2 separate regions of the Homo sapiens genome follow, and region 1 is linked to region 2. A link is a loop called in an ENCODE intact Hi-C map of the cell type or tissue named here. Cell type or tissue: chondrocyte. All regions are shown on one strand. Links, peaks and the distances in the headings refer to the core of each region. The heading gives the core; the rest is flanking DNA.

Evidence for each region. Hi-C counts contacts between places; a loop is a spot of excess contacts. Peaks named below come from ENCODE experiments on the same cell type or tissue, not always from the same donor. Only the 100,000 strongest peaks of a DNase experiment are listed, where the experiment ranks them.
Region 1: it touches region 2 in a loop (3-fold over the local background); 7 of 110 quality-filtered maps call a loop at or near these places.

Annotation. Positions count from the first base shown.
Region 1 is chr2:229,774,140-229,786,804 of GRCh38, reverse strand. TRIP12 (thyroid hormone receptor interactor 12) reads left to right here. Exons shown (of 42, transcript NM_001348323.3): 34 at 950-1,048; 35 at 7,815-7,929; 36 at 8,218-8,372; 37 at 9,326-9,490; 38 at 12,544-12,665. Among named protein-coding and RNA genes, the nearest start is that of DNER, 66 kb to the right of the region's middle. In chondrocyte, for the core only: CTCF peaks have their summits at 5,566 and 5,846 (motif pointing left); no DNase peak of the experiment used is centred there.
Region 2 is chr2:230,060,745-230,073,409 of GRCh38, reverse strand. SLC16A14 (solute carrier family 16 member 14) reads left to right here and starts at 4,486. Exons shown (of 5, transcript NM_152527.5): 1 at 4,486-4,855. LOC107985995 (a long non-coding RNA gene) reads right to left here and starts at 6,671. Exons shown (of 6, transcript XR_001739918.2): 1 at 6,633-6,671. RefSeq lists enhancers at 4,423-4,482, 4,493-4,612, 5,008-5,778 and silencers at 4,843-5,112, 5,383-5,632. In chondrocyte, for the core only: CTCF peaks have their summits at 4,464, 4,908, 5,129, 6,247 (motif pointing left) and 2 weaker places; DNase peaks (open chromatin) are centred at 5,037, 5,199 and 6,223.

The DNA of each region.
Region 1 (12,665 bases), core at 2,044-10,043, 290 kb after region 2:
AGTTAGATGGATGGCAGGGAGTGAAGTGTATACTGAAAAGCAAAACAAAACATAAAGCAAACATTGTAGTTAAAAAAATCTTCTTGGGCCCGGTGTGTGGTGGCTCCTGCCTGTAATCCCAGCACTTTGGGAGGCCGAGGCGGGCGGATCATGAGGTCAGGAGATCGAGACCATCCTGGCCAACATGGTGAAACCCCATCTCTACTAAAAATACAAAAAAAAAAAAAAAAAAAAAAAAAATTATCTGGGCGTGGTGGCGCATGCCTGTAATCCCAGCTACTTGGGAGGCTGAGGCAAGAGAATCACTTAAACCAGGGAGTTGGAGGTTGCGGTGAGCTGAGATTGCGCCACTGCATTCCAGCCTGGCAACAGAGCGAGACGCCACCTAAAAAAAAAAAAAAAAAAAAAGTCATCCTATTCGTATCTTTATTAGGATTCCATAAGCACTGATATTGGCATAAATTAGAAATCTAGCAGGACCTTTTAAAATCTCATTTGCAGGTGTTTGTAGTAGTGCTTGTAGGATCTTGGCAGATCAGAGCCAGTAGGTTTCCAGCTCACCTGTTTGACCTGTCACCTCCATATCTATTTCTCTATCTAAATATAAATGTACCCAGGGAAATTTCATGAAACTGCAGCCCTGAGAATTGCACTGATATTTGGCAAAGACGATTTTTTTCTTCCCCAACTTGAATTTTCTGAACTTGCCATGGCCACAAGATAAATTAGTAATTACTCTTGCATCTGATTTCCTTAATGTATGCCAGGGTGCTGTTGATATTTGTAGCAATACAGCTACCTCTTAACCTTTTCTGAGTTACCTGTTTAAGGAAATAAGTGTTAACAATTGAGTTGATCTTGTTCTTTTGCATTTCAAGAAATGCCACCTGTTTATTAAAGTGTAATATGGGTAGAGCATAGTTTCCTGACAGTTGTACTTTCTTTGTAGCGTACTGTGAACCGAGAGGAGCTGCTGAAACAGGCGGAGTCTGTGATGCAGGACCTCGGCAGCTCACGGGCCATGTTAGAAATCCAGTATGAAAATGAGGTGAGCTTGGAGTCTGGTGATGGTTATTTAGCTTGACTTGTGCTCTTAATTAAATGTTATTTGAGTTTCTTGGTACTATGAAATTCTGAAAGACAGTTGGGAGACTTTGCTCTCTTTTCTCTTGAATGATTTGTTCTAAGTTCTCCATTTTTCAAAGGTTCAACTAAATAATAAAAGGCAGTTTTTTTCCTGGCGTAAGAACACATTTGTGTTGTTAGTCTTTAAGTTGATAAATTGAAAGGATATTTTAAACAGCTGATAACTTTCAAAATGTTTGAATTGCCTTTTTTAAAAAATCAGGTTTACTGAGATATAAATAATAACTGCATACTTCAAAAATGTAGTTTTGTAGTTTTAAGGGTTGACAGATGCAATTTGTTACCACTTTCACGTCAAGATAAAGAATACTCTGATCACCACAAAAAGTGCCCCCATTTCACTTTGCAAAATCAGTCATTCTATCCCCTACCCCATCCTCAGCCCTTGATAAACATTGATGTGTTTTCTGTCCCTGTAATTTTGTCTTTTTTACAATATCATAAATGGAGTCATGCAGTATGTAGCCTTTGTCATTCTTCTTTCACTTAGCATAATGCTTTTGAGATTCATCCATGTTGCATGTGTCAATTTGTTTCCTATTATGGAGTAGTTCCATTATATGAACTATATATTGAGTATTCCATTATATGGGTGCACCAAAGTATGTTTAACAATCACCAGTTGATTCACATTTGGGTTGTTTCCAGTTTTTGACTATTTTGAGTAACATTGCTGTGAACATTTGTATTCATTTCCTTGTGGAGACACATGTTTTTACTTCTTTGGGTAAATGCCTCAGAACTAAATTGCTAAGTCATTTGGTAAGATAGAGATATGTTTTTATTTTGTTAGAGATACAAAACTTTTCCAAAGTGGCTGTCACATTTTACATTCCCACCAGTAACGTATATATGCGAGTTCAATTGCTTCTCATACTCACAACACTTGGTATTGTTTTAGTTATTCTAGTGGATGTATAGCGGCATATTATGGTGGTTTTAATTTTTATTTCCCTCATGATTGATAATGTGACCTTTTCATTGCTTATTGGTCATTCATGTATTTTCTTTGGAGAAGTATTCAAGAATTTTGGCCATTATTTTCTTCCAGTTTGTGGCTTATCTTTTCATTTATTTATAAAATGTCTTTGGAAGAGCAGAAATTTTCAGTTTTGATGAAATCCATTTATCTTTTTTTTTTTTTTCTTGTTTGTGCTTTTTGCATCCTAAGAAATCTTTCTCTAAACCATGGTCTCAGATTTTTCTTATATTTGTTTTTCTAGAAGTTTTATAGTTTTGGCTTTTCATCTGTGATTCATTTTAAGTTAATTTATATATATATATATTAATTACAGTTTGAAGTTCTTTCAGACATAGGCTATTCAGATTTTTTTGCACTATCTGCTGAAAAGACCGTTCTTTTTCCTATTTAATTACCTTGACCCCTTTGTGGGAAACTGGTTGATTGTGATGTCTGGATCTCTTTCTAGATTTTTTTTCTGTTATTATTCTATACTGTGTTGATCACCATAGCTTTATAGTAAGTCATAATCAGGTAGTATAAGTCCTCCTTTTTTTTTTTTTCTTTTCTCTCTCTTTTTTTTTTTTGAGACGGAGTTTTGCTCTTGTTGCCCAGGCTGGAGTGCAATGGCACAATCTCAGCTCACTGCAACCTCTGCCTCCTGGGTTCAAGTGATTCTCCTGCCTCAGCCTCCAGAGTAGCTGGGATTACAGGCATGCGCCACCACGCCCAGCTAATTTTGTATTTTTAGTAGAGACAGGGTTTCTGCATGTTGGTCAGGCTGGTCTCGAACTCCTGACCTCAGGTGATCCACCCACCTCAGCCCCCCAAAGTGCTGGGATTACAGGCATGAGCCACCGTGCCTGGCCTTTTTTTTTTTTTTTTTTAAAAGATGGTTTGGTTATTTTCAACTTTTATTTCATGTGAATTTTAGAATCAGCCTGCCAGTGTCTACAAAAAGTTTGACAGGATTTTGATTCGGATTTCTTTCAATTTAGATCAGTTTGGAGAGAATTGACATGTTTACAGCATTGTGTCTTCTGATCCATGAATGTGGTGTACACTTATCTGAATCTTTAATTTTTCATTATTTACATCTAGAGGTCTTTCTTGCACATATTTTGTTTCGCTCCAAATGTTTTGTGGTTTTTTGATGAAGCTGAAAATGATACTGTTCTTTCATTTTCAGTTGTTTGTTGGTTTCTAGAAATACAGTTCGTTTTTGTATCATAACCTTGTTTTCTGTGACCTTCATAAACTTAAAACTTGTTAATAAATCACTTACGATTATTGTAGACCCATGGCTTGGGAAAACTTTCTGTGAAGGACCAGATAGTAAATATTTCAGGTTTTGTGGGTCACATGGTCTCCATCACAACTACTCACTTCTACCTTTGTAGTGTGAAAGTGGCAATAGACACTGAATGAGCATGGCTGTGTTCCAGTGAACCTTTATAGTCACAGAAATGTAAAGTTCATGTGATTTTCACATGTTGTGAAATACTATTCAAATTATTTTTAATCGCTTAAAATTGATACAAGTTATTCCTAGCTTGCAGAAAGTACAAAAACAGACCCTGGGGCTGGAGCTGTAGTTTGGCCCGCCAGTTGTATAGCTTGCTGCCTTGTGTCATAGACATTTATATCATCCGTGAATAAAATGAAACTTCTCTTCTAGTCTTTGTCTTTTCTTTCTTTTCAGATACTTTTAAACAAGCAAAGTCTCTTGGGATACTTCCCCCCTCTTCTTTCACCTAATTTTTTTGTTTTAAGACAAAACTTAGAGTTTTGGGGCTTCCCTGAACCTCTTAATGGAGGTTCTGCCCCTCAGCTTTCTTATCTGTAAAATGTAGGTAATAATAGTATAACCTCAAAGTTGTGACTGAGTTCATGAACTGAGTACATGAACTGGCTCATGGTAAGTATCATAGATTTAGCAGTTTAGTGTGTGATACTACCTGTGCCTATTTAAGTAATTTTAATCATGACTTTGATTTTTCATTCATTTTATTAAGCATTTTCTCCTTCTTGATGACTTTTAAAAAGCTAAGAGTATTCAGTCACCAAAGGTAAAATTATAAGTTGTTGTGTACTGGAAAGTATACTGCATGCTAGGGTTCCAGGTTATGGCAGAGTCTCTGCACTCAAAAGATTACAGTGTAGTTAGGGAGACACAGGACAAAGGTACCAAAGAGTGTGGCAAGGTAGTGGTACAGGTGCCAACTGAATGACGCATTCAGACAAGGAGTGCTGTCCTCAAGATGTCTTGAGTTAGACCTTAGTGAAAGAGAACAGGAAGATTGAGGAACCATTTTCTAGTAGGAGATGGGGCCTGAGCAAAGGGTCAGGCTTGGTGGTGAGTGGCAGAAGTTAGTACTGCTGTAGAAGTGTTGGGAGAAGGGGGATAGAAAGGAGGAGGCCAGATGGAGTGGAGGCCCTGGACTGCTGGCATAAGAGATACGGATTTTTTGAATCTAGCTTGATCATGGCTGTTGCTCAGAGGATGCGATTCTTATATGTTGGTGCATCCAAATTTGTTACTTATGAGACTGCAGGACCTTTGCTCTAACCATTTGGTATGTTTTTAGTCTCTTTAAACGTACATTCCACTTTCTTCAGCATATTTTTCTCTTGCCAGGAAATATCTTTCCTCTCTCATCCCTCATGGTTCTGTTAAAATTGCATCTTGCGTGAAACCTAAACAAGCTCAAAATGTCTTCACACAGGTTGTTCTAAGGAGCAGGATTGGATTGCTAATGTAAGGTCAAGATTTTATGCCCTTCCTTCATGGGTCTTACCTGTTGACCTCGGAAAAGATTCCAGGAGCTGCTTCACTGGGGAAGGGGAAAGTACCTCCACCCCTACCTCACAAGCACTGACTTTGTGAGATGCATAGGGCTTCAGGTTATGATTCAAATTCAGCTGTACATGTCAGCTGGTGGCCTTTAGGAAGAATTTCTAACTAGCTCTAGAAGAATCCCAGTGAAAATGTCAGGTCACAGTGTGGGCTCCTATTTGAATTGGGATGATTGGTAAGCCAGGGAAGGATTATACCAGTCTTTGGGCTCACAAGCCACCCAAACCCCCAGGATTAGGGTTACAAATGACCCAGTGACCCAGTATCCTTTTGGGAATGTGGAAGATCAGGAGCAGGGAATGTGGAGCCTGGCCTGCCCACTTACTGGCTATGTGATTTTGGGCAAGTTAACATAAACTCATCAGTGTCCTCTCAGCCCTTTACATAATTAGTGCAGCTGCCTCCTCATGTTGTTAGAATGATAAAATGAGCTGCAATGTGTGAAACACTCAGACCATTGTCACATAATAAGTGCCAGTATGTGTTAGTTTTGAGAGAAAAAGATTCCATTTTAAGTCAAGTTGTCAAACTTTTGTTTTTCTGTTTCTGGGGTTTTATGCTTTCCTTTCCTTTAAAAAGAAAAATGAAGCTCAACCAAGTACCTACACTTTTAGTGGTGTAGTTGGGTAGAATGATAATCCCTGAAGAGATCAGGTTACTCTGTGGGGGTGCTGGCCACCCCCAGGTTGTATCAGCAAAGCAAACATGACCTGGGCCTTCCACCTTCTGCAGAGGCTCACAGAGGAAGTGCTTTTAGTGATTTAATATTTTAAGAATCCTTTTAGAAACAACAGCATTGGATGAAGGAAATAGACTAATTTGATCTGTGACTTCTGTTGAACCTGGGATAATGTTATGCCAAAAGGAGAATTGACTAGCACCATCTAGTGGATACCATGTGTTACTGCAGGTTTTTCTTTGCTTCTCTTTTGTTCCTCAGGCCTCTAGTGCTTGGGATTCAGTGCAGAACAGAATATACAAAGTACTCCCACCCCCATGATGGAGCTTATCTTTTAGTTTGGGGAGGCCAATACATACACACACATTCATGTACACATATATGTTAGGCCATGTGGAAGAAAAGTAAAAATAAGAGGATGAAGCATTATGGGGATGCGTAGGGCAGTCTGAGGACATTTGAGTGGAGGCAAGTCATTGCGTCTGGGGGAAGAGTATCTCTAGCACAAGAACAGAGAAGCAGTGTTCCTAGCCTGTTGGAGGATGAGTGTGGCTCGAGCATAGAGAGCAAGGGCAGAGTAGTAGGAGTCAGAGAGACTGAGCAGGGTGGGCAGAGGGGTCATGTAGGCCGTGGTAAGAACTGGAGCTGTGCTTTGAATGAGATGGAAAACCTTTGGAAAGTAGCAAAGGGATGCCGCGAACTTGTGTTTTGTAAGGATTACGCTTGCTCCTGTGAGAATGGGATACAAGATGTCGGGAATGCTAGTGCAGAGACCATCTAGGAGGCTTTAGCAGTGGACCAGATGACAGAGAATGGCAGCTGGGTAAAGTTGGTAATTAGTTTAGAATGCATTTTGAAGGCAGCGCTTATTGTATTTACTCTGATGGATTGGATTATGCGAGTTTAAAGAATGGCCAAGGACGGCTCTAAGGATTTGGTGGGATTATTCATTTTGGGTTTAATGGTGATACCATTTACTGGTGTGGAATTCTAATAGGATTGGGGTTAATCAGGAAAGCACCACTAGGCCCAAGCAGATCTCTGTTTTGAGAGAGTTAAACGTTTAGTGGACTACCTCTAAACTTTTAAGCTAGTGTGGGTAATTTTTAAGAGTAACTGTAATAATGCTAAAATAGTACCCTTTGTTTACAAGTAATCTATAAATGTTGCCTTCTTGACAGGGTTACAGTTAGACTTAGAGTATAACCTGTGATATGAACTTGTCACTACCTGCATATCTTTGTTTATGGTCTGATCTGGCGGGACCTTGACAGATCGTGAAGGAAGGAGCAAGCTATGAACACTGCTTCAGGCATGTCCACATCAGGTGTCTCATGGAGGAGTAGTTTCACTTTAGGCTGCACAGTCACCTTCAGAACTTGTTTAATAATACCAGTGCCCAGGCTCTAAGCTGTACCTGCCAGATCAGAATCTTCAGGACGTGGCACCCCTATATGTGCATGTTGATAAAGCTCTGGGGATTCCAGTGCACCCTGGGAGTTGAGAAGCATTGGTGTCCTGTATGAGGCCGTTAGTCCTTTCTGTGCTGGTGTGGAATCAGACCTTCCATTATTTGTATTTTATTCGACATATCTCTATTAAATGGCTACTGTGTGTCAGGTACTATCAGAGATAACAGGATGACCAAAATAGTTATCATCCTGTGAAATATGCAAGCATATACTGAAATTGTGGTAAAGTCATGTAGTAAGTATTTAAGTAGCTGAAAAATAAGCCCCAAGAAAAAAGGAACAGACTAACTGTTGGGAGCAGATGCTGGGGGGAGCCTTCCCCTTGAGAGGGTGACATTTGAGCTGGTTTTGGGGTAACAGTTCACTAAAGAGAAAAAGGGGAAAGACATCCATATGCAGACAATGCCATATTGTTCCTGAAGGAAAGATATGTAGCCACAGTGGCACTTCTGTGAGTACAACCTGAAATTGTTCAACTGACATGTTGGGGCCTTAGCGGCTAGGAAATAATAAAGAGTTGCTAGTTTTTGTTTCAGGTGACCAGGACTGAAAGAATAAATCCAGCCAGGACATTTTGGAAAATAATCTCTAATGCATCCTGGTAAACAGTTGCTGTTAGTGTGCACATTTCCAAGAGGTTGGCAGTAAAAAAACACAATTCTTAAAATTTGAAATCGTTCTACTTGTGTTCTTCTGTAGGTTGGTACAGGTCTTGGGCCTACACTGGAGTTTTATGCGCTTGTATCTCAGGAACTACAGAGAGCTGACTTGGGTCTTTGGAGAGGTGAAGAAGTAACTCTTAGCAATCCAAAAGGTAATGCCTATCTGTAAGTTAGTTGGTTTGTGTTACTCAGATCAGGTAATGGACTCTGACAGTTTATTAGACATATTTAATTTCTAATGGACAGCTGTACTTGCTTTCTTTTAGCCTCTGTTTTCTCATTTATCAAATAGGGAAGGCCTGTCCAGTTCTAGAGGACTTCATTCAGTGATCTGCACTCCAATTTTGAGAATGCTTAATTTCTTAAATGTTCTTAGTTACCAGGTTTTGTTTTGTTTTTGGAAACATCATCTGAAGTTTGCTGCATTGCTTGTTTTTCAGGGAGCCAAGAAGGGACCAAGTATATTCAAAACCTCCAGGGCCTGTTTGCGCTTCCCTTTGGTAGGACAGCAAAGCCAGCTCATATCGCAAAGGTTAAGATGAAGTTTCGCTTCTTAGGAAAATTAATGGCCAAGGCTATCATGGATTTCAGATTGGTAAGTTTAGGATGGTTTGCTTTTTGCAGTTTTGGTGTAGAATGTTCTGTGCAAGTACCTCAGTCCCCTGTAGTTTACTGCTATAGTTTAGAGCAATGCTTCTCAAACTTCAATACACATATGAATTACTTGGGGATTTTGTTAAAAATGCCGGTTCTGATTCAGTAGGGCAGGGGTAAGACTGTCCTACTGTCCAAGATTCTAAATTTTCCTGTCAGCTCCCAGGGCATGCCCGATTGCCAGGTTGTGGACCCCTCCTTGGATAGCAAGGGTTCAGATAATCAGGCAAGTTAAGGTGGTATTAATTATTTATTTTTTAAAGTCTGACATTACCTTTTTAATTCAGTAGGAAAGTTTGTGCATGTAACTAAACTTCATTAAATTTACATTAGAGTGCTGTTGTGAAAATAACCCGAGTGATCAGTATTCATAGAGGTTGGAATGTTTCTGGACATTTCTTCATTTCTTTTTCTCTTGAACTTCTGGCCTCAAGCAGTCCTCTCACATTGGCCTCCCACAGCACTGGAATTACAGGCATGAGCCACCGTGCTCTTCTCATGTTTTCGGAGGCACTTTATCAGTATGTTTAAGACATTTTCACCTGTGGCCAAATTGACAAGTTTACAATTTCACTTTAACTGAAGAGTGGGCAGTTTATCAGTTATTTTAGAAGTTCCATTTAGTTTTCTATTTTAAATATAGTAAGTTTTTTCCCTTAACATTTTTTGCATTGGGATATTCAGTAATACAGACTACAGTGGAAATGCATTTAGAGCCCCAAATCAAGAGAATCAATTTTGTGTAGTGGGAGAAATAGTTTGTAACTACAGAATTTTCTTTCTTGGGGATTACTTGACCTATTAATATTTAAATGATCTCCTGAAGTGCCTTAGATGGAGGTAATGCTGGAAGTTCAGTGTGACAGTGAAAATATTATGCATATTCCATTTCAGGTGGACCTTCCCCTTGGCTTACCCTTTTATAAATGGATGCTACGGCAAGAAACTTCACTGACATCACACGATTTGTTTGACATCGACCCAGTTGTAGCCAGATCAGTTTATCACCTAGAAGACATTGTCAGACAGAAGAAAAGACTTGAACAAGATAAATCCCAGGTAGGCTTAGAAGAAACAGTCCAGTAGATCAAGTCTTTATTTTAGAAAAATGAGGCTTTTGTTAAATAGTTTGTATTTGACTCAGTTGTTATATTAATGTTTTATTTTAGAAGATTTTAATTCTTTTATTGTACTAACTAAGACATATGATTTCACAGTGGGTCACATGACCTATACTCACAGCAGGCTATAAACATCTTGATTAGCAAATACAATTCTAAATCAAACCATAAATAAGGACTCCTTTCAATTAAATTTTAGATGGACATATTATGTATCTGGGCAGACATTATATCATCTTTTAGCATTTGAGTCAGTAAAACTATTCTCAGAACAGATTTATTTTCAAAAAAGGTAGCTTAATTTAGGAACAGTCTTGTTTCTAGAGATCTCAGGAAGATATTTTTTAAAGGTCACCATGAGTGCCAACAACTATTCCTTGGTAATACATTTTGAGGTTTCTCTGTGACATCTCATAGATAACCTTGAACTTCATATCATTACTGTATAATTTTAATGTATATAATTAACAATAGATAAATTATTTAACTCAATCTGAGATTAATAATGGTTCTGTATCTGCTATTAGAAGAAAACAAGATTCTATTTTTTTGTGGCACAGACCCAAAAAGCTTGTTTGGGCTGGTAACATGGACCAATATTAATCAACTCTCATTTTATAAATTAAGTAAGAATAGCAAGTTAAGATTCTGTAGTGAGGGAGAGTGTCACCTCTCCTGATGAGTTGGAGAGGATCTTATGGTAGAGGGATAGGATTTTAGAGTGTCTTTTTATTAGAAGATTTGTAAGATTCACTTTATCTCCCATACTAATTTGTAATTATTTGGTGCTGTTTGAAAAAGTAAGTCTGTTAAGAGAAATTGGTATTCAAAGAGGCTAAGTCCACCTTTTCTGTACAGAATTTGTCATTTTAGAATTTTTAGAACCATTTTGATTTTCCCTTCACAACTTGGTAAGTTTTAAACTATTACAGTGTTGTTTAGGATTATCTCTTAGGTAAATAATGGAAAAACAAAAAAAGGAGAAACAAAAAAGCAAGTAAAACAGGAGGCTCTGTTTTAGATAGCATATATATGTTAATTTATTTAATCCCAACAACTACCATATGAGATTGGGGTATTGTTGTTACCTCTATTTTACTGGTGAGCAAACCAGGGCAGACAGATTGAGCAACCTGCCTAAGGTCACACACCTAGAGAACACAGAGTAGGAACTCAAACCCAGGCTGTCTGCATGCTTCCACACCATGCAAGCTCTGTGATATATGCTTGTCTCAAATGCAGTATGCCGCCACAGTTCTCTTGTCAGTAGTTTTTTTGTTTGTTTGTTTTTTTGAGATTTGTTCTATCCTTTATTGTTCCTGATGCTGTCAGTTTAAAAATATAAAATGAGTGGCACAGAATCCACACTCCAGAAATTGACTTATTATAATAACCAACTGTGAACAAGAGCATGAGAAATGGTGACATTCTGAAAAACCACATCCTGTTTCTTTAATAAAGTATATATACAGATGGGGGCAAGTTGTCCTGGCTCAGATTCTACTGGGTAGCTTAAATTCTCTAAAGAAATATGGAAAATGTGCTAGAATTTACAATGTCCTAGAGATGTTTAAAGGGAATTTACGTTAGTTTCTCGACTTAATATATAAAATCTAGAGAAACTAATGTAAATTCCTTTTAAACATCTCTAGGACATTGTAAATTCTAGATTCCTATCTAATAACAACACTTTGTAATGCACATCTTTAGAAATAAGATATTTCCTTGGTAGCTATGAGAGAAGACTTTCCAGTGGTGTAATAGTAATCACCTTGATCTGTGACAGGGAGTCACAGAGGATAGTTTTGAGAGCTTACCAGTGGGGGGAACATGAAAATGGAGAACTTTCTTTTTTTTTTTTTTTTTAAATCTTTGTGCTGAAGAATACTTCAAATGTAAAATAAAATGCCTCCCTTTGGAGGTCTTCAAATGACACCTAAAATGGAGAGAGGCTTAAAAGTGGGTTTTTGCAGAGAAGTAAAAATGGACATAATTCTGTGACCATTTACTTTCAATAATCTGCCACCTCATTGATATTCTGAATTATTTAGAATCCTAAACAGCATTTAGTTTGCTCTTTAAAAAATGACTAATTAATTAATCAGAACATTCTAACTGTTTCTAGTTTAAATGACTAATTTTCTGTACCTTAATTGTTACCCTATAGGAATTTCATACACGGAGGCATTTCCAGTTTGGAAAGCCATTTGTCTTCTTTCTCCTAACTTGTTGTCTTCAGTTTTAGATGGAATTTGCATTTTTGCATGTTGGTTTTTGATCCTTAAGTTTAAAAAAATTTACATGGGCCTTTCATAATCTTAGACATTTTTTAAAAAGTGAGTAATAAAGACTTCTTAACGTTTGTCTTATAAAGTATTGCTTGCCTTTTCTTAGGGATTTCTTGGAACTTTTTTTTTTTTTTTAGATCACAGTGTTGCTGCATAGATACAAACTTGTTATGCATCAGAGGCCTGAAGTAGTTGAATGAAGTCTCTCCAGGCTTCATTCTGTAGACTTGAGCTTTGCAGGGGTAGAAAGTTAATCACTATCACTAGATAGTATGTTTTTTATATTTACGATTTCCCAACTGTATTATTAGTATTGGCTGTATACTTATACAGTATTGGATTCAAAATTAGCCTAGAATTTATGAAAAGTTTGTCTAGTTCTAGGGTCCACATTCTTAAAATTAACTAATATGCAACCTATTATGCACTTACTGTGAAATTTGATTTGCATATGCTTAAACTGAGCAGCAGCATCTCATAATGAAGAAGCACTTCAGCTCTCTTTTCTTATGCTTACTTCCTTTGTAATCTCAGTGACTCTTTCATATGTAGATTATGACCAGGAAAAAAATAAAGAGGCTAAGAGTTGAACCCATCAGCTTTATTAGGATAGCTTATATTTTATTAGGATATCTTTTATTTTTTTAAACAACCGTAAGTTAATTTTGCTTGACACCATTTCTCCCCCATTTGTGTTTTTTAGACCAAAGAGAGTCTACAGTATGCATTAGAAACCTTGACTATGAATGGCTGCTCAGTTGAAGATCTAGGACTGGATTTCACTCTGCCAGGGTTTCCCAATATCGAACTGAAGAAAGGAGGGAA
Region 2 (12,665 bases), core at 3,005-11,004:
GTGGACTTTGTACCTGCTACTCTTCCTGCTAGGATGAGCTTCCTCCTGTCATTCTCATGGCTCATTCCAGCACTTCTTATTGATGCTTTCTCTCTCCCTTCTAAAGTTTCCCATCACAATAACCCTTCAATTTCCCTGTCCTTGCCTAATTTTTTTCTTAGTGCTTATTACTAATTGTATATATATGTATGTATATATATACATATATATAGAGAGAGAAATAAATACACATACACATATATGCATTACATATATATAACTTGTTTTTCTTGCTCACTGGAACATATACTTAGTGCAGAAAAGCATTTGTGTTGGTTTTGTTCATTGCTGTATCCCCAGCACTTCATAAAATCACATCATACACGTTCAGCAAATATTTGTTGAATGAAAAAATAAATGAATAGCTGAAAAGTAACTACTAGCACATATGGTTCATGGATAAAGCATAAAAATGAGGCCTTGCTGAAATCTGAAATTTATGAGGCACCCAGAAGCCATGACCAATGTCATCTCAGTGTGGTGGTTCTTATGAGACTCCAGGCTGCTGAAGGCTGCTATCAGCCCTGCAACCTCCTTCTGTCCCCATAAGCCATGCTGAAGTCCAAAATCCCTGGAGGCTGGTTTGGCAGCAGGCCAAGACTGAAGATACCTGCCAAGACCAGATGTAACCAAGGTCCCCACTTGGTAAAAGCATCTGCACTTACGGAAAGATAAATCCAGTCACAGGGAGAATCCTGGGGGGGCACAGACTGACCCACCAAGCCAAGAGGTGGCACGGATTTGGGCACAGCACTGGATTTCTGGCCCTGTGTAAGAGAAAGCATTTCCTTCCTCCTTCATAAAACTTTGCCTGGCTGTGCAGCGTGTGGCTTGCCCTGTGATTTCTGAGCACACTTGCATTTCAGGCACTTGTGTTCTGGATTCTAGTCTTTGATCTCCCACATTAAACTCAGAGGAGTGGGGAACAGGGCCATACTGAGAGACAGAGGATATTCTTGGTGACCATGTGGGTTGTGGGTCATCTTTACATCTGGGCTGGCTACAACAATGAGGCAGTCACGGTGACACTTTAAGGCATTTCTCTAACCCCTTCAATGTTCTGTGCTAGCAACTTTCTCAAAAGCTAATTCTATCCCACTCTGTGCCTATTCTACACCATTAAACCACCAAAATTAAGGCAAAGATTGTCCAAATTCTCAGTTTCACCCCAACTCCAAGGTGGGATTATGAAATCAATTGAGTACATGATTAGAACTAAGAGAGGAGGCTTTTACAGGCAGCATGTGAATTAGTTTACATTCTTAAGATGTAAGGTTGTTAGCTAATGCAATTCAATTAAAGGTAAGATTGCTATTGAGAGAAAATATATAATTTGCCTAAAAATCAAGGGAGAATGTCAGGTTTCTCTACTTCAGATACATGAAAAGAGTTTAGCGCTTATATTTTACATTCTAATTGAAGATGGATTTTTTTTTTTTTTGAGACAGAGTGTCGCTGTGTCACCCAGGCTGGAGTGCAATGGCGCTATCTTGTCTCACTTCAACCTCCGTCTCCTGGGTTCAAGCAATTCTCCTGCCTCAACCTCCTGAGTAGCTGGGATTACAGGCACCCACCACTACGCCCTGCTAATTTTTGTATTTTTAGTAGAAATGGGTTTTCACCGTGTTGGCCAGGCTGGTCTCAAGCTCCCGACCTCAGGCGATCCGCCCACCTCGGACTCCCAAAGTGCTGGGATTACAGGCATGAGCCACTGCGCCTGGCCTGATAGTGGATTTCTATTTATTTAACCCAGACATACCAACTTATGGGTCACAGTCCTCTTTGCTTTGGGCCTGTCCTCAATCCACCTGTGTCACTGAGAGACCAACAGACAGGTAAGAGCAGTGAAACTTATGAAGACAAAATAATTGATCAGAAAAGCCTTCATGGTCCAGAGTAGAAGCTTCTCAGAGAGCCAATTAAAGACTGCCTGGGTGTGTGGAGGTGGGACAAGGATTACAAAGCAGCACAAGGAAAATTTTGGAGTCATTTGATTGAGGTGGTAGTTCCATAGACGTGCTGTAACTCATCGAATTGTACACTAAATATGCATAGTTCATACGAGATCCATCCTACCTCCATATGCTGAAACTCATCAAATTGGACACTAAATATGCACAGTTCATATGAGATCCATCATACCTCCATAAGTGGGCAAGTTTTCAGAGAAAAAAAAAACAGACTTAAAAATCTTACAGACTTCTTTTCCAACAAAATGGATCATCGGCAATTGAAGTGCTTGTCAGGAACCCTAATCTTGCTGTCAAAAGCCTGCTTGAAATGAGTGGATATGAGAGGCACCGCCCAAGGGAACACTAACCATCCAGTTGCCCGTGTTCTTATCAGCAAAAGTAAGATATGTAAACCACTGAAGCCTAGCACCTCATCAAAATGCCCTCACTTGGCCACAATTTCTCACAATTTTCTCAAAATTTTTTTTTCTTTTTTTTTTTTGAGACAGAGTCTCACTCTGTTGCCTAGGCTGGAATGCAGAGGCACGATCTCAGCTCAAGGTTCAAGCGATTCTCGCCTCCCAGATTCAAGCAATATCGTGCCTCAGCCTCCCAAGCAGCTGGAATTACAGGCAGGCGCCACCACACCCAGCTAATTTTTGTGTTTTTAGTAGAGACGGGGTTTCACCATGTTGGCCAAGCTGGTCTTGAACTCCTAGCCTCAAGTGATCCACCCGCCTTGGCCTTCCAAAGTGCTGGGATTACAGGCGTGAGCCACTGTGCCCAGCCTCAATAATTTTTAAATCAAGAGTTGATATAAGATTAGCTGGGCATGGTGGCACGCTCCTATAACCCCAGCTACTTGGGATGCTGAGGCAGGAGAATTGCTTGAACCTGGGAAGCAGATGTTGTAGTGAGCCAAGATTGCCACTGCACTCTAGCCTGGGTGACAGAGTGAGATTCCATCTCAAAAAAAAAAAAAAAAAAAAAGAGAGACAGAATTGATATAAGAAATAGCAATATAGGCCGGGTGCAGCGGCTCATGCCTGTAATCCCAGCACTTTGGGAGGGTGAGGCAGCCAGATCACTTGAGTCCAAAAGGTCAAGACCAGTCTGGGCAATATAATGAGACTCCGTCTCTATAAAAAGTCAAAAAAATTAGCCAGGCATGGTGGCGTGTGCCTGTAGTCCCAGCTACTCAGGAGGCTGAGGTGGGAGGATCACCTGAGCCCAGGAGGTTGAGGCTGCAATGAGCTGTGATCATGCTACTGCACTCCAGCTTGGGTGACCGAGGAAGGCAATGTGAAATACATGTGAATTTTTTTTCAAAGAAACGAAAAAGAAGGAAGAAAAGAAAAAGGAAAAGAAGAAAGAAGGAAATCTGTGGTAGGCAGAATAATGGTCTCCCAAAGATGTCCACATCCTAATCCCTGGAACATGTGAATTTGTTACCTTACATGGCAAGAGGGGAATTAAGGTTGCAGATGGAATTAAGGTTGCTAATCAGCTGACCTTAAAATAGAGAGATTATCTGGATTATCTCATTGGACTCAATGTAATCCCCAGGGTCCTTAAAAGTGGACAGGGGTGGGGGCAGAAAAGGGGAGACAAGGCAATGTGAGTATGGAAAGAAGACAAAATGACGCAGCAGTGCTGGCTTTGAAGATGGAGGAAGAGCCACCAGCCAAGGAATGTGGGCGGCCTGCAGAAGCTGGTGGCTCTCCCCTACAGCCACGAGAAGGAACACAGCCTTCAAGGTGGCCAACACCATGATCTCAGCCTAGTATGACCCATTTCAAACTTCCGACCTCCAGAACTGTAAAATAGTGAATTTGTGTGGTTTTCCTCTGCTATTACTGTGGCAGTTTATCACAACAGCAGCAGAGAATTACTGCAAAACCTTCAGGCGGGAAAAAACAGCACAGGCTTCATCGACTCACACATTCACTTCAATAATACAGAAAACTGTCCAAGGCAAAGCACTATGTTGTGTGCCCTGCTGGGAATGAGGTAGGGAGGTATTGAGATGAAAGTTGTGCCTGGTGCCCACGAAGGTAGGTAATGGACGTGCAGAAAGAGCAGGGAGAGGTGGGACCCAGGGTGGAAACAAGAATGAGGGACTGGCCGGTCACGGTGGCTCAGCTTGTGATCCCAGCACTTTGGAGGCCAAGGCCAGAGGATTCCTTGAGTCCAAGTGTTCGAGACCAGCCTGGCAATATAGTGAAACCCGTGTCTCTAAAAGAGAGAGAATAAGGGACTTTGAGTCCTCTTTGGCCAAAAATATTTCAGTGAGGGTCTGTTTCATCCCTTCTCTCCCATCTCAGAGAAATGGAGGCTACTGCTAGTCTCACTTGCATCCTGGATTAGATTTCAGGACCTTTCCGCCAGTGATAAATGTGCAGCGCCTTAGCGGAACCTCAGCCAAAGCTATAAACTTCAACCGGCCACAAGAGTGTGCATGTGAGGTGACTGCATTTTTTTTCCCTGCCAAACCAGAATTAGCCGGTATAGGAATGAACGAGCATGAAGATTTGAAATTGCTCCGATTGGAAGGAAGCCCAGGTTAGGTTTGGGCACCTCCAAACGCACCCGTTTTAAAGCCACCTGGACTGAGGCGTCGAGCTTTCAGCTCCACCAAACGCTCACCTGGCCTGGCAGCGAGCGGCGGAAGAGCCCGGGAGCCCCTCACAGAGCGCACCGAGCCGGGCGGAGAGCTGAGCCGCAGGCACCCGCGTCTCCAGGATGATAGGCGACATTGCAACAAATCTCTACACCCAGCAGCTCAGGGGGCTCCAAGCAGAGCAGCAAGTTCGAGGATCCGGGCGTGGAGCCGAGTGAGGCCGCAGCCCAGCGGGCCTCGGGCGGTGAGTATCCGAGGCCGCGCGCGCCGCGGGCCTGGGGAATGGAGCGACGCCGGGGGCATCGGAGCCTAGGTTTCAGATGGCCGCTGCACCCCCAGGGACCCCCGGGAAGGGGCAGCCCCAGCCCAAGGCAGGCTCGGGAAAGGCTGCCCGGGCGGTGGAGGGCGAGACTGTGCCGGGGCAGGTGGTAGTGCCAAGGCCGCCGCGGGGGCTTGGGAGCTGCGGGCGGGCAGGGTAACCGGCGGTTCAGGGCAGACCGCCAGGCGGAGCTTGGGGACGCGCGCCTTGCTGCTCAAGCTGGCCGGGGCCCCGCGAGCGTCATCCTGGGCACCCCCGTCCGGCTGGAGAAGCGCGTTCTGCCCGGAGCCCAGCCTCGCTGCCCGGCTGCTCTCTAGGCCCGTTTGGGACTCGAACTGGACAGTGATGAGGCGCAGAGCGGGGGACCCGGGGCTGCGCCTAGGGACTTCGCGGGGTGCGGATGCCTCTCTGCACAGGCTGTGGTGCTGCAGCCGGCCCAGCTTCCCCGGTGGGCTGCTGGCTTCCGAACGCGCCGAGGGATGCGGGGTGCCCGAAGTGGGGATGTGGTCTCGGGGTGCCAAGGGAGCGGGAGCACCGAGCGCGGGTGGGGGCGGGCGCTCGAAGGGTGGGGCGCGAGGCCGGACCCCGCGGGCACGATCCCGCACCCAGGGCGCGCAGAGGCTGGGCCCCCTTAGCGCTTCCGATTGAGGCTCCTCAAGAGAGGCTGAAATGGGGTGAGAGACCGGGGACGGCCATTTCGGGGCTAAACGCTGCCAAGGCCATGACGATGTTTTAGGAGCTGAACTCTGCTTTCCAATTAAGCCATTTTCTTTCTGAGGAAAAGTTGATTCGGGCTCATTAACAAGGATGACTGAGGGCCATTATTGGGGCTTAGAGAGATTCTCCTTTGCCTTGTCTGGCTTCTTTGTTTGCATGTGCGTGCGTGTGCGGCTGTGTGTGTGTGTGTGAGAGAGAGAGAGAGAGAGAGAGAGAGAGAGAGAGAGAAGAGAGGGGAGAGAGGCAGTGTTGGGGGTGGGAGGAGGTAAAACAGGCTTGGGATCCTGCAGGCCTGGGTTCCGATTTGGTTTCCACAGCCTGCTAGTTTAACCTTTCTAAGCTTCATTGCTCCCATTTGATGGCTCAGATTCTTCCTCTGTAAAATGCGGACATTCATGCCAATTGGACTGGAGGAGAAGCCACCAAGCACAGTCCCTGACCCAGAGCGAAGCATGTATGTGTTGAGTCCTCCTAATTCGGTGTGAATTTTTCGGTTCTGTTTTTCTCCTATGCTGTCTGCACCAGCTCAGCTCAGCTCCGCTCCCCAGCCTTCTCCGCGGCAGCCTCTTCAGCCTGCTGGCCGCAAGTGCGCCCTCTAAAGGCCCCAAATGCCCTGTACACACCAGGTGAAGAGCGCGGAAGCGCCTGCAGAGCAGAATTAAAGGTGAAGCCCGCACTCACCTGCGTGGGATGCAGAGCCGCTACCACCACGCTCTGCGTAGCTTTGGGGAAGACTGTAATTTCAATTTTAGCTTCGTGCTTCCCGCTTTCCTTATGTGTAATGAGCTCACCACATGCAATGTAATAACAATAGCCAAATTAAAAATGAATGACTTGGCCCAGCGCGGTGGCTCATGCCTGTAATCCCAGCATTTTGGGAGGCCGAGGCGGGTGGATCATCTGAGGTCAGAGTTTCGAGACCAGCCTGGCTAACATGGCGAAACCCCTTCTCTACTAAAGATACTAAAGATGCAGTGGCACACACCTGTAGTCCCAGCTACTCGGGAGGCTGAGGCAGGAGAATCGCTTGAACTCGGGAGGCGGAAGTTGCAGTGAGCCGAGATCTCACCAGTGCACTCCAGCCTGGGCGACAAAGCCATACTCTGTCAAAAAAAAAAAAAAAATGACTTGCTTGTAAAACTTTCTACGCTGCTGTAGAAAATTTAATTTTGTTCTAATATCTGAAACACCCTAGAAGGATCTGTTATTTTCATTTCTGCCTATTATCACGTAAATATGTAGCTGACCCAGTTTCATAGCCTATATATGTTACCCCCCATTTACAATTTCTTTTTCATCGTCTATGAACTCATTTGGGGAGAATGGAAGGCTGACTATTGCTCCCGTAATCTTCCCATTTTCTTATTTCACCCTCTTCATAACGAAGCCCTAATATTTTTTGTCAAGCTTCCAATAGCAAGCTTGCTTAGAGTGGGTTACCTTTTACTTTTTTTTTTTCTTGAGGTAGTCTCGTTCTATCATCCAGGCTAGAGTGCAGTGGCACCATCTCAGCTCACTGCAACCTCCATCTCCCAGGTTCAAGCAATTCTGCTGCCTCAGCCTCCTGCATAGCTGTGAGTATAGGTGCGCACCACCACACTGGCTAATTTTTGTATTTTTAGCAGAGAAGGGATTTCACCATGTTGGCCAGGCTGGTCTCAGACTCCCGACCTCAAGTGATCCATCCCCCTCAGCCTCCCAAAGTGCTGGGATTACAGGCATGAGCCACCGTGTTCTGCCACATTTTACATATTAATCCTTAGCAGAAGCCCCACATTCACTGCCTCAGGGTGCCACATGCATATCGTCATTTTACATGTATGTCAGGATGTAGAAAATGTAAGGGAGCTTGAAGGCCCTATGGTGGTCAAAGACATGGAGCCTAGGGGTACAGATACACCCTCTAAGTTCTCCCTCTCCAGGTGTGGAGTAGGATTATAATACTAAAATTATTCTTATATCTTATATAAATACATATATAATTATACATGTATATAATTATATGAATGCTACAAGCAATCTTGGAGTTGGAGGGATAAACATTTGTTTTTCTGTTGTCTTTTGTTTTCATTAACTAGTTGGTCTAGAAGTTAACCATGAGTAGTCAAAACAGTAATTACTTTTGGAGAGATTTAAGTGTGAAATACAACTGACTCCATTGCTCAGCAGATCTATAGGGGCCTCCTGAGGATCCAAAAGAACTTTTTGGGCCAGGCATGCTGGCTCACGCCTGTAATCCCAGCACTTTGAGAGGCCAAGGCAGGTGGATCACTTGAGGTTAGGAGTTCCAGACCCGCCTGACCAACATGGTGAAACTCCATCTCTACAAAAATACAAAAATTATCTGGCATGGTGGTGCACACCTGAAGTCCCAGCTACTCAGGAGGCTGAGACAGGAGAATCGCTTAAACCTGGAAGGTAGAGGTTGCAATGAGCCGAGATCATGCCACTGCACTCCAGCCTGGACAACAGAGTAAGACTCCATCTCAAAAAAAAAAAGAACTTTTTTACTATATTCTACATGCACCCTTGTGCCTCATGAATAAAATTTGTCCATTAAATGCTATTCAGTGTCACTTATTTATGAACAAACTGGAAATATCAAGAGCAGTTTGTTGGCACCTACATCTCTTCACCCATAAATAATTCAGTAAGAATATAAAGTTCTTATCATTGATTTAGAAAAGTGCTTAATATTTCAACACACGGGCTGAAAAACTATAACTTTTTCCTGTTGTTGTTTGTTTGTTTTGAGATGGAGTTTCACTCTTGTTGCCCAGGCTGGAGTGCAATGGTGCGATCTCGGCTCACTGCAACCTCTGCTTCCCAGGTGCAAGAGATTCTCCTGCTTCAGCCTCCCGAGTAGCTGGGATTACAGGCATGCGCCACCACACCCGGCTAATTTTGTAGTTTTAGTAGAGACAGGGTTTCTCCATGTTGGTCAGGCTGGTCTCACACTCCCGACCTCAGGTGATCCGCCTACCTCGGCCTCCCAAAGTGCTGGGATTACAGGCATAAGCCACCACGCCCGGCCTAAAAAACTCTAACTTTTAAATTTGTATTACTTCAAAGCCTTCCTTGGTTGTAAATGAACTTCAGGAAAATGCCATGTATTGTTGTTTCATCACATTAAACATAGCTGAGCATTTTCCCATGGACAGCAAAATGACATTTTTATGAGCTATTCACACCTTGTGTCAAGCTGCCTGGTTCTCCTGTTTCTGGCTCCTCAGGATTCTGCACACAACAGAGGCAGAGGGAAGACACTCACCAACCATCCCTTCTGAACCCTCTCTGGGCTCATCCACTGGCCCTTTGACAATGCAGCTCTGCACTGCGCTGTAAGCTTTGGAGAGCAAGGGCTGCCCCATCCCTTTCTAGCCCCAAGCAGGCTCAGACATTGGGAAGGGGACAGATACATGCATACACAGACACACACACACACACATACACACACACACACACACACACACAGACAAGGCTGAAACCCAAGACATACTGGAAGACTTCCCAATAGAGGTCATCTTGTTTTGTTTTCTCTTTTACAAGTCAGCCACTAATTTACCTGGAGGTAAGAGGCTGATCCAGACAATATTTTAAAGGTAGCTTTTATTTTCTTATAATACAGGTAATATATATCTATTGAGGAACTTTTTTTTTTTTTTTGAGACAGGGTCTCACTTTGTCTCCCAGGCTGGAGTGCAGTGGCATGATCACAACTCACTGCAGCCTGAACCTCCCAGGCTCAAGCAATTCTCCCACCTCTGCCTCCAGGTAGCTGGGACCACAAGTATGCGCCACCACATGTGCCTGGCTAATTTTTATTTACGGAGATGAGGTCTCACTGTTGTCCAGGCTGGTCTTAAACTCCTGAGCTCAAGTAATCCTCCTACCTCAGCCTCCCAGATTGCTGGGATTACAGGCATGAGCCACCACACCTGGCATATTGAGGAAATTTCTCACCACTAAGATAGTAGAAAGAAGCGGGAAATTACTGGTAAGACCATCATTCAAAGAATAATCTCCATCAACATTTTTCTTTGTTTTGCTCCAGTCTTTTTTCCTATGGATACATGTCTTAGTAGAAATAACAAAGAGATTATTACATATGTCAAAAATAAAGCTGTCTAGGGCTCTTTGAAAATGTACAGGGTCACGCTAAAGTGTGAACTTTATTATTGATGAGAGACCTACATTGTCTAGCTATGCTACAATCAATTGATTTAACAAGTATTCTGATGTTAGATAGTAAAGATGTTTTCAGGGTCTTTTTTCACTGTTTCAGGGTTTCACTATTATAAATTAACTGAATCTTGAAGGATCAACAGAAGAGGTGAGGAGGCTGGAAGGAGAGAGGAGGGGAAGGAGAGAAAATCACACATAATAGCTGGGAGAAGGTGCTGAAGGGACTCCATCCTAATGATAATTCGAAGGGCTGAAGAAATTGGCTTTTTTTTTTTTTTTTTTTTTTTGAGACAGAGTTTCGCTCTTTAACCCAGGCTGGAGTGCAGTGACGTGATCTCACCTCACTACTGCAACCTTCACCCCCACAGCTTCAAACAATTCTCCTACCTCAGCCTCCCAAGTAGCTGGGATTTTAGGCACCTGCCACCATGCCCAACTAATTTTTCTATTTTTAGTAGAGACGGGGTTTACCATGTTGGCCAGGCTGGTCTCGAGCTCCTGACCTCAGGTGATCCACACACCTCAGCCTCCCAAAGTGCTGGGATTACAGGCTTGAACCACTGCGCCGGCCTGGAAATTGGCTTCTGAGATAAACATTTTATCACTCCCAGCAATCTGGATAATGGGAGGTAGCCAGATGTGTGAAGGAGGAAGGACCCAGGCCAAGAGCAGCACTGCACATAGGTGCTGTAGTGGCTGAGGACTGGACAGCTGTTGAGGAGATGGAATAATTTAAAATGTAAAAATAATAATGAGAACAAGGTGTGACAGAAAGAAAGAAGATGATCCCCAGACAGATCCACTAAGTTGCTTCTCCACTGGTACCCTTGGATCCCCTACACTCATTTTTTCCCCCAGTAAACCCTTAGCCAGAACGAATGCTCTAGTCCAGGGGTCAGCAAACTTTTCCTCTAAGTGGTCAGAGTATTTTAGGGTTTTTGGGAAACATAGCCTTTAGAAAGATAAAGTAATCCCAGCACTTTGGGATTGCAAAGCAGGAGGCTTGCTTGAGACTAGGCTGGGCAGCACGGTGAAAGTCCATCTCTACAAGAAATTTTTAAATTAGCCAGTTGTGGTGGCACATGCCTGTAGTACCTGCTACTTGGGAGGCTGAGGCAGAAGGATCACTGGAGCCTGCTAGTTCAAGGCTGCAGTGAGCTATGATTACGCCACTGCACTCCAGCCTGGGTGACAGAGCAAGACCCTGTCTCAAAAAAAAAAAAAAAAAAGGTAAAAACAAACAAAAAATTCTTAACTCAGGTGTGGATAGAAATAGGCTGCAGGCACTGTGCAATTTGCCACAATCTGCTCCTCTCTCCTACCCGTCCACATCAGAACACTCCTGAGAAAAGCTCTACAATTCGAGACTTCTTAGTGCCTTTGACACCCAGAATGGATAGTTTTTTTACATCACCCTCTGCCATGGCAACAAAATGATTTTCAGTAATAATCATGTAATGGTCAGTAATACTCATTATGTTATTGTTCTTCTGTGTTAAAATAATTAAAAGAATATATTTCAATTTTAAAGATAGTGAGCCGGGCAGAGTGCTTCATGCCTGTAATCCCAGCACTTTGAAAGCCGAGGCAGGAGGATCACTTGAGGTCAGGAGTTCAAGACCAGTCTGGCCATCATGGCGAAACCCCGTCTCTAATAAAAATACAAAAATTAGCCAGGTGTGGTGGCACATGCCTGTAGTCCCAGCTACTCAGGAGGCTGAAGCATGAGAATTGCTTGAACCCAGGATGCAGAGGTTGCAGAGAGTCAAAATTACGCCACTGCCCTCCAGCCTGGGTGACAGAGCAACACTCTGTCTCAAAAAAAAAAAAAAAAGATATTGTTCAAATTGAGTAAAACATTTCAAGTATTAATTTAAAATGTCACTTTCCAAACCAAGGTTTTGTACCTCGCAGTCTTCACTGTTTCACTATTTTAAATTGTAAACTAGAATCTCCAAGTGAGTACATAGAGTGACACAAGTGAAGTGACTTGAGATCTGGTTCTTTTTCTGGACAATAGTTGTGCTGGCACAGTTCACCTAGAGTGTTCTGAGAAAGGCGGCAACACATAACACCACAGGGGTTGTGGGTGTGGATTTTGCCAAGTGGGTATTGTTTTGCCAACAATTCTGAACTCTTAGGGGCTTCCTCTCCCAAATAATGTGTGTAGCTGGGACTACACATGTGCCAGGGTCAACTGTAAAACCAGGAGTTCTTGAAATAACTTCCATGTAGAATACAATGTTTACAAAAGGATGAGAAATTAGAACCAGCTAATTTGAAGCATACATATACATAATTAAAATTCAACATAATTGGAACTTAGACCAGCTAAACATTTTTTCAGTGTAATTGTCTAGAATTGCTGGCATGTAGTGATGATTTAGAAAGCAGACCAACTTTTAGTTGTTTGTTGTTTTTAAGTCCTCCAGCTTATTGCAAGCTCCGGGGCAGAGTGCTCCCTGGCTCTGTCCTTGGTGCTCCATGGCCATAGCTGGGCAGTGGGACCCTGCAGGGCTCAACTTGACCTTTGGAACTGCCCAGCAATCATTTCCACTTGTTGTAGGCAACAGTCTTTTCCATTATTCTGAGCATTAAGTCTCCTACACAACCTCTGCCCTCCTCATTCTCAGCCGATAACCTAACTTCCTGCTTCACCAAAGAAATTAAACCATCAGATGTGGTTTTCCATCCCACTACCATCATAGGTTCATCCACCCCCTCCTTCCTCCAGACTCAGAGGATGGGTCTCTCTTCCTAATAAAGACCAATCTGTTTCACCATCTCCAGGATTAGTCATTATCATCATAATATCTCTCTCTCTCCACCCCCG